3 separate regions of the Homo sapiens genome follow, and regions 1 and 3 are each linked to region 2. The links are chromatin contacts, found by Hi-C or POLR2A ChIA-PET in ENCODE. All regions are on one chromosome and are shown on one strand. Each heading gives the region's core, a stretch centred on a gene start or an enhancer-like site at or near the end of the contact. The rest is flanking DNA. Distances are from core to core; before and after follow the strand shown.

Region 1 (4,563 bases), core at 1,860-4,359, 440 kb after region 2:
TAGCCAAAGTGCATAACTTACCCAGACATTTTTCTCTTTCTTCTCGTCTTTCTTTGGCCAATCTCTGCCTCTCATCTGATTTCAAAAATCCCTCCATGCCTACAAAGGAGAAAACTAGATTATGTTTCAGTTCTTCACTCTTTCCCTATCTGCTAAGTACTATAGGCAACTGGGCATGGCACCCGAGTCTGACTGCACGTGCACATCATCCATCTCCATCACTTCAACCAAAGGAAGTCCAATCTGTCACTCTCCATGACACACACAGCTGAGGGGCAGCAGCTACCACTTTCGCATGCACCTGCCAAGCTGTCCTGTAGTTGGGCCAACATCAGCCCCAGAGGACAAAGCCCCTTCCTTAATCCTTTGCCCCCAGGCAGACAAGGGGTCAGAAAGTACAGTAAGTGACAGACGGGCCTGGCAGTGTGCAGAGAAGCCCACTAGGCCTCGTCTAGTCAGGCTCCCAAGCCTGAAGCAGGACCACCTGGGGGAGAGGAGAAGCACAAAAATGGACAAAATTTTGAATACTGCTCATTACACAGACACTGAACATTTTACTTTTTTTTTTTTTTTTTTTTGAGACAGAGTCTCACTCTGTCGCCTGGGCTGGAATGCGGTGGCGCGACCTTGGCTCACTGCAACCTCTGCCTCCCAGGTTCAAGCGATTCTCCTGCCTCAGCCTCTCGAGTAGCTGGGATTACAGGTGCGTGCAACCACGCATGGCTAATTTTTGTATTTTTAGTAGAGATGGGGTTTCATCATGTTGGCCAGGCTAGTCTCAAACTCCTGACCTCAGATGATTCGCCCACCTTGGCCTCCCAAAGTGCTGGGATTACAGGTGTGAGCCACCATGCCCGGCCTACTTTCTGAAAGGAGCCAACGTATGAGCTCCTTGGGTGAGCACTATGAAAGACAACACTCAAGTTCAATTTTGGTTCTGCCAAGTTTGTGCCAATGTCAATCTTAGTATCTTAGAATCATCCAAATATCTACAACAAATAAGATGGAACAAATGACAACTTCCCCGAAAATGTCTGAGAAATATCCCTGGAGCTTTTCATCTCCAACCAACCCCTGCAGAACCCTAAAGGGCTTTCTAAACAAAAGATTAAATGGATCTTCATGATCATTTTAGGATTACAAATAATTTACTGCACTCTGTTACAACTGGACCCAGTATATTATGTATATAATATTTAAGCACACCATTCTTTTTTTTTTTTTTTTGAGACGGAGTCTCGCTCTGTCGCCCAGGCCGGACTGCGGACTGCAGTGGTGCAATCTCGGCTCACTGCAAGCTCCGCTTCCCGGGTTCACGCCATTCTCCTGCCTCAGCCTCCCGAGTAGCTGGGACTACAGGCGCCCGCCACCGCGCCCGGCTAATTTTTTGTATTTTTAGTAGAGACGGGGTTTCACCTTGTTAGCCAGGATGGTCTCGATCTCCTGACCTCATGATCCACCCGCCTCGGCCTCCCAAAGAAGCACACCATTCTTTAGAAGTCAGCTTTCATGTTAATATAACCAGGTTCACTTCCCCAGCATCTGTGCCTTCCTCTCTGGGAGCATCACAAGTTGGCATCATAGTGTGCCTTGCTGCCACAGCAACCTGTGCTTCTTCTAAGGAGGTTCCTGCTGCTGTCCAGGAGGGAGGCCTGAAGGCCTGGCCCACAGTGTAGGCAGTGGGAATGAGGAAGGGGGATGGCGTGACAAACACTGGATTGTCATGATTCCCCACATACATCTGGTTTTGCAGCCTAGATTAAATATCAGGGATATTAAAATGAGATAAGTACTAGAAAAATCCAAGTGCCATTCTTCATTTTGTTTTTGGTCATCTCTTAATCATTATGACACTATCAACAATATGAACGTCATCAAAAATTTAAAGGCCAACTCCTCAGCTCATTCCAGCCACCCCGCAATCTGACTCCAAACTCTTTTCCCAACTTTACCTCAGCACTGCCCTTTCTCCCATGCACCTTCTAGCTCATGCCATCCTTTATTCTACCCTGCTCCATCTGTTTAAACCCTGCCCATCTTCAAGACCCCCACTGTCCCCCAGCCCTATGATGCTCTGTGCTCCCACATGGTTTGAGGACTCTTATTCTGCTCTCTCTGTAACTCAGTCTCCCCTGGTGTGTTCCAGAGCCATGTGTGGCTGATGCAACTCTGGGTCTATACAGCTCCGGCCACTGTCCCCTTACATGGTGGCACCAATGCATGCACACAATGCTCAGAGGCAGGTGTGAAGTTAGTGGAAGGGGAACAAGCATAGAAAATCAAGTTTCTTTTTTCTCTAAACACAGTCAGGTTCTAGTGTCTACCTCAAGAGTCTGATTAATAAGAATTAGTTCTGTGTGAAAAGTTACAAAGAAAAGCCTAGGACGCCTAGACAGACGCTCTCATTGGCACCTACACAAACTCACCCACCCAGGCAGGGCCTGAACCTAGCTCTGTACTGCCCATGCTGCCCTCTAGGTGTTCATGGGCCTGCTCCGTATCTAAAGTAAGCCTGAAAATGGCTGAAAGCGCTCTTCAAACAGAGGGAAAAAAGAAAAACAGAGAAGAAAAAGGGCCAAACACACTTGAAACTGCCCACATTACCTTGAGGCTTTACAGAGGCTGCTTGTTCCACAGACATGCATGATTTTAGGCTGCCCTCTCATGGACACACATGAGAGTCACACCTTCAAATCATCTTTCCAGAAAATCTTTATTATCATGCTCACAGTCATCATCACCAGCATCATCATAATAAGAGGTAATAACTGAGCAGTTCCCAAGGACAAAGTGCACTGCTCAGACTTTCTCAGCCCAACCACCCTATGATGACAGAGGTGCTGTGATGATCCTTGTCTTACAGGTGTAGAAACAGAGGCACTTGAAGCCAGATTCCAATGCAAGAAACTGGCTTCAGGACCCACTTTAAAAACCATTAAATTTTTTTTTCCTAATCTCTCACATCTGGCGGAAAGGACCCACATTCTCAGTTACCGCTTTTCTGTGCTGCTTCCCTGGCACGGGAAGAAATGTAACACCTTAGTCTTAGTGCTGTAACGAAGTGATGCATGCAGGGAACAAATCTTAACCTGGCCCCAAGAATGAGCTTGCAAATCTAAAGAGAAGTCAAGTGTGACTCATTAGAGCAGTATGAAGTAAGCAGTACTGTGAGCCAAGCGCTGGCCCAGCTGGACACAGATGTGGCTCCTGTCCAGGCAGGCTAATTAGCAGCTTCCTCCTCACACTAGTGGTTTGAAAATGTTTGCTCAGCAATGTTTTAGGGCTGATGCTGGGTGGGGAAGGGGTTACAGAGGACCCTGGGGGAAGCTGTAAGGCCTCTCCTTGCTCATGCCACAATGCATGGCCGTCTCTTTCTTTTTTAAATTCAGTTTTATCCCACTGAAAGGGGTGGAGTGACTCAAACAGCCCAACATGGGCAATGTGGAATCTCTGTGTTCATTTGGTAGCCATGAGCTATACATGGCTATTTAAATTTCATATCAAAATTAAGTACAGTTACAGTTCAGTTCTTTAGTCACACTGGGCACACTTTAGGCGCTTAATAGCCACATGTGGCTGGCGGTTACCACCCTGCAGTGAGAAGCCTGGCAGCTCCCTCCTGTGATTCTCTCTCTGCACGTCTAGCTGCTCTGGGGCACATGTGGATAAGGAAGTCTGAGTTCAGTCGGGATTGAGATTTACTGGATGAGTAAAGCTTCTTCCACACAGCATCTGCTTCTTCTGCTTAATTGTTGAGCAAACATTTTGAGAATATCCATTCCAAGAGAAGCCAAATTAACTCATCTCCAGCTTCCACCTTCTGACTCTACATGTTTCTCCCAAAGGCTGTCAAAAAGCCCTTGAGCTCATTCCGAGGTAAGGAGGGCTGGAGCACAAACCATGGCCTCTAACAAATAAACCAGTTATTACCAAAACACAGCCAGATTTAAACCAGAGGAATTGAGGTAGATTACTGTGAACACTAACACCAGGAGATGCCCTCTAAAGACACAGTGTATCCAAGAAGTAATGCTTGATATGGTTTGGCTCTGTGTCCCCACCCAAATCTCATCTTGAATTGTACTCCCATAATTCCCAGGTGTTGTGGGAGGGAACTGGTGGGAGATAATTTCAATCATGGGGGCAGTATTCCCCATACTGTTCTCATGGTAGTGAATAAGTCTCACGAGATCTGATGATTTTATTTCTGCGTTTGCATCTTCCTCATTTTCTCTTGCCGCTGCCATGTAAGAAATGCCTTTCGCCTCCCTCCATGATTCTGAGGCCTCCCCAGCCATTTGGAACTCTAAGTCCAATTAAACCTCCTTTTCTTCCCAGTCTTGGATATGTCTTTATCAGCAGTGTGAAAATAGACTAATACAGTGCTGAATTCAGTTCCAAAAGAAAGTCTTTATGTATGGCCTGAAATCCTAAAATGTCTAACTTTCCTACCCAATCATCCTTTGTCCATGTGCCCTATTTGTGTGCATTTATCATCTTTTTTTTATCTTTTTGAGACAGGATATCACTCTGTTGGTTGCCCAAACTGGAGTACAGTGGCAC
Region 2 (4,622 bases), core at 1,558-4,057:
CCTGGGAATTTACATCAGCTGCAAGCTCATCTGTCCATGATACAAAGGAAAAATCTATAATAACGACCATCAAAATGTTGGGGTGGCCTTTCAACAACTGTCTACTGGTGAACTAAAACGATATTTTCTCCCACCCCAAGCCCTATGTTTACCATCCTCATGTAATTTAAAACTATGTCTGTGTGATGGTAATGATTCTTCTCACTGGTCCCAGTGTCCTGGCTACTTATAAAAGGAAGACAAAACAGCAACAAATTATACTCCTTTGGGTTTTAAATGCTCTGAGGAGGAGATATATTGTGACTTTTGTCTAGAATAAGGACATAAGCAGTCTAACAAGATAGGCCATGCTGCAAGAAATACATTCTATGACATCAATGACTCATTTGCTCAACACTGACATTTTCCAAATGTCTGTAAACCCAGATGATCCCAGACCTATGCTTAACTTCTTCATTCACTCATAAAACATGTCTGTCTAATGGGTCTGTCAGCATGTCATCATCTTCAGGGTGACACGTGCTAATTTACTCCTCACCCTTGGAACCACATTTAATCCTACCATTTGAGCTCTGCTAAAAGCTTCAGCAGTTCAGAGAGAAAGGGTCAGGGCCAGCAATCGATTTAGCTGATCGGCTTTCTTCCTGCCAAGCTAAGGATCTTGCTTGAGATTCCTGAGGCTGCTTCTCTTTGTGAAGGCAACCTTATTTTCCTGTGGGGTGGGAAGCAAGGAAGTCTGAAAACATTTTTCTCATGAATACATGTTTTAGTTCATTAATGAATTAATGGGAGGGAGGCAGGAAGGGGAAATAAACATTAGAACAAAAAAAATAACAGAGTTGATCACAGAATGTCTTAGGAAGGGCCTCAGGACTCCCGCCTGCATTTTTTTTTGCCCCCCGACAGCGAGTGGAAAGCTAAGTGGCAACCAGGCTAGGAAGAAAAGAGGAAGGCAAAATACTCTGGGCATGGGAAGAAACTGGAAGAAAGCAGTTGGGGAGGCAGGCCTCAGGCACAAAAAGAACCAATGTCAACCCTGAGCTGAACTCATCATTCCCTCTGCATGGACCATCATTTCACTCTTTTAGAGGTGGCAGTGGACTCCTACAGTCATGGATGATCCAGAAACCACCACAGTGATGTCCTGACCCTAACAGATCGGAAACATAGATTTCAAAACGCGAGCATCAGCAACAAAGGATGGGGTGATGGCATGGTAATACTGTTTTTCTGCTAAGTAACAATGATAATGTCATTACCTTACAAAGGAAACTCCACAGACACTTGCCCTGGATATCCAGTAACAATGAGGACTCTCAATGAGTAGACAAGAGTCACCTCTGGAAGTGACTCAGCCCCACAGGAAACACGAACTCCACCCGCAGTTACCACCTTGCCCAGCCCCCAAGTTCCAAGAGCACTTGGCCCAGGGTCAGCAGATGCCTCTGACCTGGCTCTGCCACTGACTTGCTGGGAGTCCCTCGGGAAAGCTGCTTCAGCACTCTGGGCCTCTGCTCCTCCTTTGTAATCTGCAGAGAACACGCATGGTCCCACCTAATTCCCGGGGTTGCTGTGAAGATGAGGGGAAATGCTGAGCTCCGGGGAGACTCCTGAGGAAAGGGGAATGGTGATGATGGTCCCGGGCTCTTGCTGCCAGTGGTTCAGAATCCTGTGCTGGGAAGCTGTGGTCCTGGAGAAAGATCTAGCTATCATTAAGTTAATTAAATGTTCAACTGTTGTCTGGGACAGGAGGGAGGAAAACATATTGAGGTAGAGATGAAAAGGAGCGGTTCTAACTGTGCCCTCACAGCATGTCTAGCTCCAAATACTTGGGGTCCCTACAAAGAAGCAAAATTCCTGGTTTGAATTTTTGGCTTACCATTGTATTCCAGCATTTTGCACAGCTCCTGGCACACCATAAATATTCTTCGATGTATGAATGAATGAATGAATGAATGAATGAATGAGTGAACGAACATTGTGAGGGGAAGAGGACAGGGTGCAAATTAAAATTGTTGTCAATAATCTTCAGTGGATAATCCTCATGGTCCAAGGAAAGATGACTGTACTACTGTGTTGGGGATGCCACTAACCGTCTTTAGCTAATATTCTGGGTCCCCTCTTTTTTGTGGTTTGGGGGACAGGGTCTCACTCTGTCCCCTAGGCCTGAGTGCAGTGGCACAATTATGGCTCACTGCAGCCTCAACCTCCTGGGCTCAGGCAACCCTCCCGCCTCAGCCTCCCAAGTAGCTGGAACTATAGGAACACAACACCACACCTGGCTAATTTTTGTATTTTTTGGTGAAGATGGGGTTTCACCATGTTGTTCAGGCTGGTCTCAAACTCCCAGGCTCAAGTGATCCTCCCGTCTCAGCCACTCAAACTGCTAGGATTAGAGACGGGAGCCACTGAGCCCGGCCTGGGTCCCCTCTTTCTCTAGGGTGTGTCTATCAGTTTCCTTCCATGAACATTAATGCTAGCTAATATTGCTTCCGTTCCCTTCCCTCCATCTCTACGACTCCACGATTTTGACCAATAACGTTAGCTTTCTAAGCGTTCATCTTGATGTCATCAAATAGGCTTAAAACAATGAAGACAGGGAGGTTGGGTATGCTTAAGGGTCAAAGACACAACTACCCAAGGAAGCCTGTTTGATAAGAAACACCTAAAGGTCCTTGTTTACAATAGGGTCACAGAGGAAGCCTTTCCTCCTAGGTTAGTGGGAGCTGTGAGGAATGGCTGTTGCTCTGAGGCCAGGAGGCTGTTGGCCAAGAGTGGGAACATGGCCACTCTCCACAGCTGGGCTCATTCTGCCCCAAGCGGCAGCGGCCACAGCGTGGGACACCTTCCAATGGCCATCTCACCCTTGCAGCTGAGCCCTGGCATAGCTCCTGCCAAGCTGCCCTCAGCCCTTCTCCAGGAAGCTTCTCCAGTTGGGATGAGACCCAGAAGCTTCGGAACCTTTTCAAACACACTCTGAGCACAAATCAGGAAGGCAGGGATGGGGGTGGCAGGAACACAGACACGGGAGTTATTTTTGAGTGACTGGAAATAAAAGCTAAACACAGGTGTGTTCTGCACGAGTGGAAATGTTCCTAAATTCACAAGAATTCTTTATAAATAAACTAGAAAACAAACCATTCAGGTTGCCACATTTCCTCCTGGCTTCCAGGGACATACAGAAATAGTTTGGGTCTTTGCACATTATTTCAGGAACTGCAGAGGGCTTATACACACCCACTAAAGGTGTCTGACTCATTTTCTAGAAAGCCACATGAACTGACAATCTGGGGCTAAAAATGAGGGCAAAGCCTGCTCTGTGACTCCTGCTACAGCACAGAAAAGCAGGGCAAAGGGAAACCACCTTCAATGATACCAAAGTAAATGTCAGAGGAATTCGGGGTCTATCAGGAACCTCTACGGCGAACACAGAATTTAGAGAACAGCAGTTCAGGTCTTTCACCTCAACTCCTACATCCAATAAATATGCGTATCAGAATGCATATTAAACAGATCATGGTGAAACCATTCATTTTATAATAGCAATAGTATACAATCATCTCAATGAACTTCTGGGCGATTCCTAACTTAGAGGAAGAGTAACAATCTTCTATAATGTCAGCAGGGTTTTACAGGCTCCGACTCCATTCTTCCCACTTTCAGCAAGCAAAATATTTATGGCATGTTTTCTTTCCAAATTCTTGCTAAAATCTCCTCCACTGTGAACACTTAACTATTTTAGGTGGATTTTTCACCATTTTAACCTACTTAACGTCATGGCATTCCAGCCTCAGCAGCAAACTGGGCTCAGACACAACAGCCCTTCCATTCCCACTTCCAGGGCCCAAGAAAGAGCAGCCAGGGTTGGGTGACAATTCCTAGAATTATGGGTGCCACTGACAGACTCCTCCCTGCCAGAGTAAATCCTCGCAGCAGCCCTGTGAGGTCAGCTTTATGGCCCTTGCTTTATGGCTGAGGAAACTCAGACTCAGAGGGGGTAAGCAACATGCCCGAAAAGACACAGCCAGGAACAGTGGAGCTGGGATTCAAACCCTGGTTCTGGGAGCTGGTAGCCTACATGGCACTTGTCATCTGAACACACCGCTTCCGGCAAACTGGAATGCTAGGTTAAGGCTGGCAGGCATTTTATGGAAATAAAAGTAAAAATCTGCACAAGCACAGGATAGCAAGAGATTTGATTTCCCAGCAGGTTGTATAAAAAAATAATAAAAGCAAAATGATAGAGCACAAAGGATTTTCTTAAGCAGCAAGCTCTAAAATGGGCCCAAGCAGCATGAGTTAAGACTGGCTGTGTGATTAGCTATCCAAAAAAACCCAGCAAACTGGAAGCCGGGTGCAGTGGCTAGGCCGGCTGCAGTGGCTCACGCCTGTAATCACAGCACTTTGGGAGGCTGAGGCGCGTGGATCACTTGAGGTCAGGAGTTCAAGACCAGCCTGAGCAACATGGTAAAACCCCGTCTCTACTAGAAATACAAAAATTAGCCAGGCATGATTTACTGTACAGGCACACACCTGTAATCCCAGCTACTCAGGAGGCTGAGGTGGGAGAATCGCACGAACCTGGGAGGTGGAAGTTGCAGTGAGCCGAGATCACACGATTG
Region 3 (4,651 bases), core at 1,763-4,262, 360 kb after region 2:
TAGCATACTTGAGAATAGTTGACATCAGGCATCACATCTAAAATTGCCATCTAAATTTGGAAAGCAGCTTTTATGCCCTCTGCTGCCTGGATAATGTAGCCTGCAGGGCACAAAGACCATGTTTTATTTATCATGAGCCCAAGTACTGTGTTTTATTTAGCGTTATACCTGTCCCTCTCAGCTTTATATAGCGCTTTTAAATATTTGCTCCTTCAACATTTGTGCAGATTCATTCACTCATCTAATTTCATAACCCTGATAAAGTTTTGAATATAATCTAGGGCAGCAGTAAAACAAAAAACTTCAAATTTAAGGAGTGAAAGAGTATGGGGGCAAAGGGTATCAGAGAATAGCCTTTTGAATTAAGGTATTTACTTTAAAAAATGTATGAACCTCAAGATGCTTCTGTGCTCTGAAATTTCTACCAGATGGTAATAACATGGCCGGGTGCAGTGGCTCATGCCTGTAATCCCAGCACTCTGCAAGGCCAAGGCAGGAGAATCGCTCGAGCTCAGGAGTTTGAGACCAGCCTAGGCAACATAGTGAGACACTGTCTCTATTTAAAAATAATAAATTAAAAATAATTTTTAAAAATACCAACAAGACAAAGTGTGTCTAAATGTACTTTCCAGGAATGTTTCAACTGACCCTTAAAATAATCCTTAAGAAAAGTAAGGCAACTGTATTATAACCCCTAATGCATCACTGAGGAAAGAGTACCTTAGAAAAGTTAAGTGACTTGTTCAAGATAATCAGATATACTGGATTTCAAGGGGATCCTAACTTTAAATCTCTTGTTTGTTCTATTACGCCTTTGCCTCACCTAGATAAGCTTTCTTTACCAAAATAGTAAAGGCGCAATAAAAGATGAGAAGCTGAAGTGCTATCAACAAATAAGAAAAAAGTGATGACTAGAGAGGGGTAGTTGTACTTGGTTGGAGAGTACAAGTATGGCTCAAAAGTATTCCTATAGAAATCCCTTTAAATGTTGCCTTTTGCTAGGGTGTGGGTAAGGACACTCACAGATTGTTGGTAGGAGTGCAAAACAGCATATCCTTTCCAGAGGGAAATTGAGCAATTCACATTAAAAAAAAAAAAACCCTTATGTGCATACTCTGCCCAATAATTCTATCATCTAGGAATGTACACTTAGAAAGTAATCATGGGCCGGGCGCGGTGGCTCACACCTGTAATCCCAGCACTTTGCGAGGCCGAGGCGGGCAGATCGCTGGAGGTCAGGAGTTTGAGACCAGCCTGGCAAATATGGTGAAACCCCATCTCTACTAAAAATACAAAAATTAGCCGGGCATGGTGGCACACGCCTGTAGTCCCAGCTACTCGGGAGGCTGACACAGGGGAATCACTTGAACCCAGGAGGTGGAGGTTGCAGTGAGCCGAGATCGTGCCACTACACTCCAGCCTGGGCGACAGAGTGAGATTCGAAAGTAATCATAGATATGCGGACTTTTACATTTACCCAACAATGTATTTTAATAGGGAAGAACTGAGAATGACCAATGAAATAAATTATAATATTACAGCCATATAATGGCATGCTATCTAGTCAGAAAAAGATAATTACAAAAGAGAATTCACTTTAGAAAAACTCATGTATTAAGCTCTGCATAGAAAAAGACTGGAGGTGTATAACCACATTCACAATGGTTACTTGGAATGGGGAAACCATATTCACCATGGTTACTTGGAACTTGGAATAGTGAAACAACGTATCTTCATTGTGATTTCTATCTTAGAAATGTGTATAAATGGCTAAATGTTCCTATATATAAAAATGTTTCTAATAAGACGTTTTAAAGGTTTCTTGGGGGTGACTGAAACAGCTGTGATTTCAAAATAAAATTTTAGTAGCCATTTAAAAAAAACATTAAAAATAAAACATTGCTATACCATTACCATTAAAATACCAATGAAAAATAAAGTCCTCGTTATGAATCTGCAGCAAAACCTTTCTTTTCAAATTCTGCTCTGTCGTTTGGACCTGTTCACATTCAGAAAAATGCTAAAAAGGCTGCCTGGCGAGGAGCCTAAAGAGGCCTTCCTGATTTCTACCTGCAGTTTGTAATTTGTTCCAGGAAAAAAAAAAAAAAAAAAAAAGGCAATCACCTAATAGGTAGTTCGAAAAGCACCTGAGTAGGAAAATATTTACGGGGTAGGTTTCTCTCCCATTTCTTTCCCTCGAGACCTACCAACAGGACAGTCCTGACAGCGACTGGCCCAGTTTCCCAATACAACCCAGAGAAGCACAGGAGATGCGCCAATTTTCAGGAGACGCTTCTAAAAAGACAAGTTTTACTTTACAATGCAGGATAATGAGCAGCCTTCACTACTCATTCTCGACGTTAACAGAGGAAGATGCCGCTGCGCGGCAGGAGCGCCTCACCAGGACAAAGCGGGGTACGGGGGGGTCCTCGGTTCAGGCCCCGCAGGCGACGCGTCCAGGGCCGCCTCGAGGACAAGGGCACCGTCCCCGGACACCGCCTTCCCGGCCCCCGCCCTCTTAACAGATGCAGGGAACCGCGGGGACCGCAACCTGCCCGACGACGGCGGAGGATCAGGGTCGCGGCAGCAGGTGCCCGGGTCGCCGTGCCTGTCGAGGGACCTCAGGGGCGCCGGGCAGCTGTCCCCTGGAAACCCGCGCCGGGTCGCCGCGCCCAAGGGAAGGCGCTGACCGAGGGACCTACGGGGCGCAGAGGAGCTGTCCCAACAGAACCCGAGTCGGACCGCCGCATCCTCCCCGCTGCCCCATCCGCCACCCCGAGAACCGCCCCTCCTGGGTGGCGGACACGCCCTCCCTGCGGGCCCAGGCCTCCTCGCCCCGCCTCCCCCCGAGCCGCTCACCCGGCCGGGAAGCCCCCGCCGCCGCCGCCGCCGCCGCCGCCGCCGCCGCCGCCGCCGCCGCCGCCGGCCCCTCGGGCCTCGCCCCTCACTCTGCCGCCGCCTCCCACAGCAGCGACACCCCAGCCACCTCTGCCGGGCCGCGGGACCCGGAACCACTTCCTTCCGGAACCGCCTCGCCCCGCCCCCACCCCGGCCCCGCCCACTGCTCGCGGCCTCGCACTGGGCCCGTTCTCCAGCCGACCCCTATCCTCTACTCTCCCGGCGAGGGTGCCCCGCCCGGGCTTCTCGGACCAGAGCGCTGCGCCCCCTGCCGGCCGTTCCCACTGCGGCCGCTCTGTCCAGGGCGCCTGCGCCCTCTGCCACCCGCCCGCCGGGTCCGGCTAGAGCGCCTGCGCCCTCTGCCGCCCTCTCGCCGGAAAGGAGGGGACCTAATGGGCGTTCCAGGTCCAGGGATCCTGGGGGTTAAGGCCCAGGGATTGGAGGTCACCCCTCAGTCATGGGCAGAACTTGATCCCGTGGGCCTTCCAGCTTTGTGCAGATCTCTAACCATTCACCTACCCTCTATCCATTTCCCACTCCTCAAATTAAGCATATTCCCGGAAAACAAAGCCTCCCCTCTGGACTTCCCAAATGGTCGGATGGTACCAACATCTATCCGTCATCCAATTCAAAAGATTGCCTCATCTCTGTCTACTCGCTTGGTTTCTCCCCTCCCACACTCCATGCACCAGCCTCAAAGGTAGTGTGTCTTCTTCACTCTTGAAGCTTTCCGCTTGACACTGATATTCTTTCTTCCCCTTGTGAAATAGCTCTTTCAGGCTCTGTGCCATCTGGTAGTAACACCTTTTGCCCTCCCTTGTCACTGTCACCTACTGACTGTCTGGCATTAGTTTTCCTCTCCATCTGATTTACTGCCATCCTCCCAATGAATCCAACATCCACAACCCAGCCTGGTTTCCTTCAGTTCCTCAATCCGAATGACCTTTACTTCTACTTTGTTCACCCGTAGTCTAGAAAATCTAGATATTCATCACTTGATACTGCTCCATCTCTAAAACCTTAAATGTTGAAATCCCACTACCCAACTTAAACCCATAGCCTTTGACTACAACCACTTTTTTATTTTTACTTATTTATTTATTTTGAGACAGAATCTCTGTCACCCATGCTGGAGTGCAGTGGTGTGATCTCGGTTCACTGCAACCTCTGCCTCCCGGGTTCAAGTGATTCTCCTGCCTCAGCCTCCTGAGTAGCTGGGATTACAGGCTGCGCCACCATGCCCGGCTAATTTTTTTTTTTTTTTTAGTAGAGACAGGGTTTCCCCATGTCGGCCAGGCTGGTCTCGAACTCCTGACCTCAGGTGATCCTCCCGCCTCAGCCTCCCAGAGTGCTGAGATTACAGGCGTGAGCCACAGCGCACGGCCTATTTATTTATTTAGAGATAGAGTCTGGCTCTTGTCACCCAGGCTGGAGTGCAGTGGTGCGATCTCGGCTCACTGCAACCTCTGCCTCCCAGGTTCAAGTGATCCTCCTGCCTCAGCCTCCTGAGTAGCTGGGATTACAGGTGTGCGCCACCATGCCCGGCTAATTTTTGTATTTTTAGTAGAGACGGGGTTTCACCATGTTGGCCAGGCTGGTCTCAAACTCCTGATCTCAAGTGATCCGCCTGTCTCAGCCTCTCAAAGTGCTGGGATGACAGGCATGAGCCACCGCGTCCCGGCCTTTTTTTGTTGTTTTTTTTTTTAAGAGTCAGGGGTCTCACTTGGTCGTGGTCCTGGCTGGAGTACAGTGG

What was found. A loop is a pair of places that touch in the nucleus more often than their neighbours do. ChIA-PET counts read pairs that join two places held with the same protein, here RNA polymerase II (POLR2A). Pooled maps may share reads with other maps.
Region 1: a pooled map shows a loop between it and region 2 (6-fold over the local background). The contact joins two enhancer-like sites. A Hi-C loop is called at or near these places in 1 of 37 single-sample maps with no recorded cell type and 4 of 50 pooled maps. POLR2A ChIA-PET finds 5 or more read pairs at or near these places in 1 of 52 experiments (IMR-90).
Region 3: a loop to region 2 is called in a pooled map, with 5 times the contacts of the local background. The contact joins the promoter of BCLAF3 here to the enhancer-like site in region 2. A Hi-C loop is called at or near these places in 4 of 50 pooled maps. POLR2A ChIA-PET finds 5 or more read pairs at or near these places in 2 of 52 experiments (OCI-LY7 and naive thymus-derived CD8-positive, alpha-beta T cell).

What each region holds. Positions count from the first base shown.
Region 1 is chrX:20,064,707-20,069,269 of GRCh38, forward strand. It overlaps MAP7D2 (MAP7 domain containing 2), which reads right to left. Exons shown (of 17, transcript NM_001168465.2): 2 at 22-99. Among named protein-coding and RNA genes, the nearest start is that of MIR23C, 50 kb to the left of the region's middle. Within about 2 kb of position 3,110, at least 4 of the 41 ENCODE cell types and tissues checked have a DNase peak (open chromatin) inside an H3K27ac peak, as active enhancers do.
Region 2 is chrX:19,624,449-19,629,070 of GRCh38, forward strand. The region is part of intron 8 of SH3KBP1 (SH3 domain containing kinase binding protein 1); the gene reads right to left. Among named protein-coding and RNA genes, the nearest start is that of MAP3K15, 110 kb to the left of the region's middle. RefSeq lists an enhancer at 708-1,907. Within about 2 kb of position 2,808, at least 5 of the 41 ENCODE cell types and tissues checked have a DNase peak (open chromatin) inside an H3K27ac peak, as active enhancers do.
Region 3 is chrX:19,988,049-19,992,699 of GRCh38, forward strand. It overlaps BCLAF3 (BCLAF1 and THRAP3 family member 3), which reads right to left and starts at 3,013. Exons shown (of 12, transcript NM_001367774.2): 1 at 2,860-3,013. It overlaps LOC729609 (a long non-coding RNA gene), which reads right to left and starts at 1,731. Exons shown (of 2, transcript NR_024440.1): 1 at 1,638-1,731. RefSeq lists silencers at 2,396-2,765, 2,836-2,885, 2,926-3,355.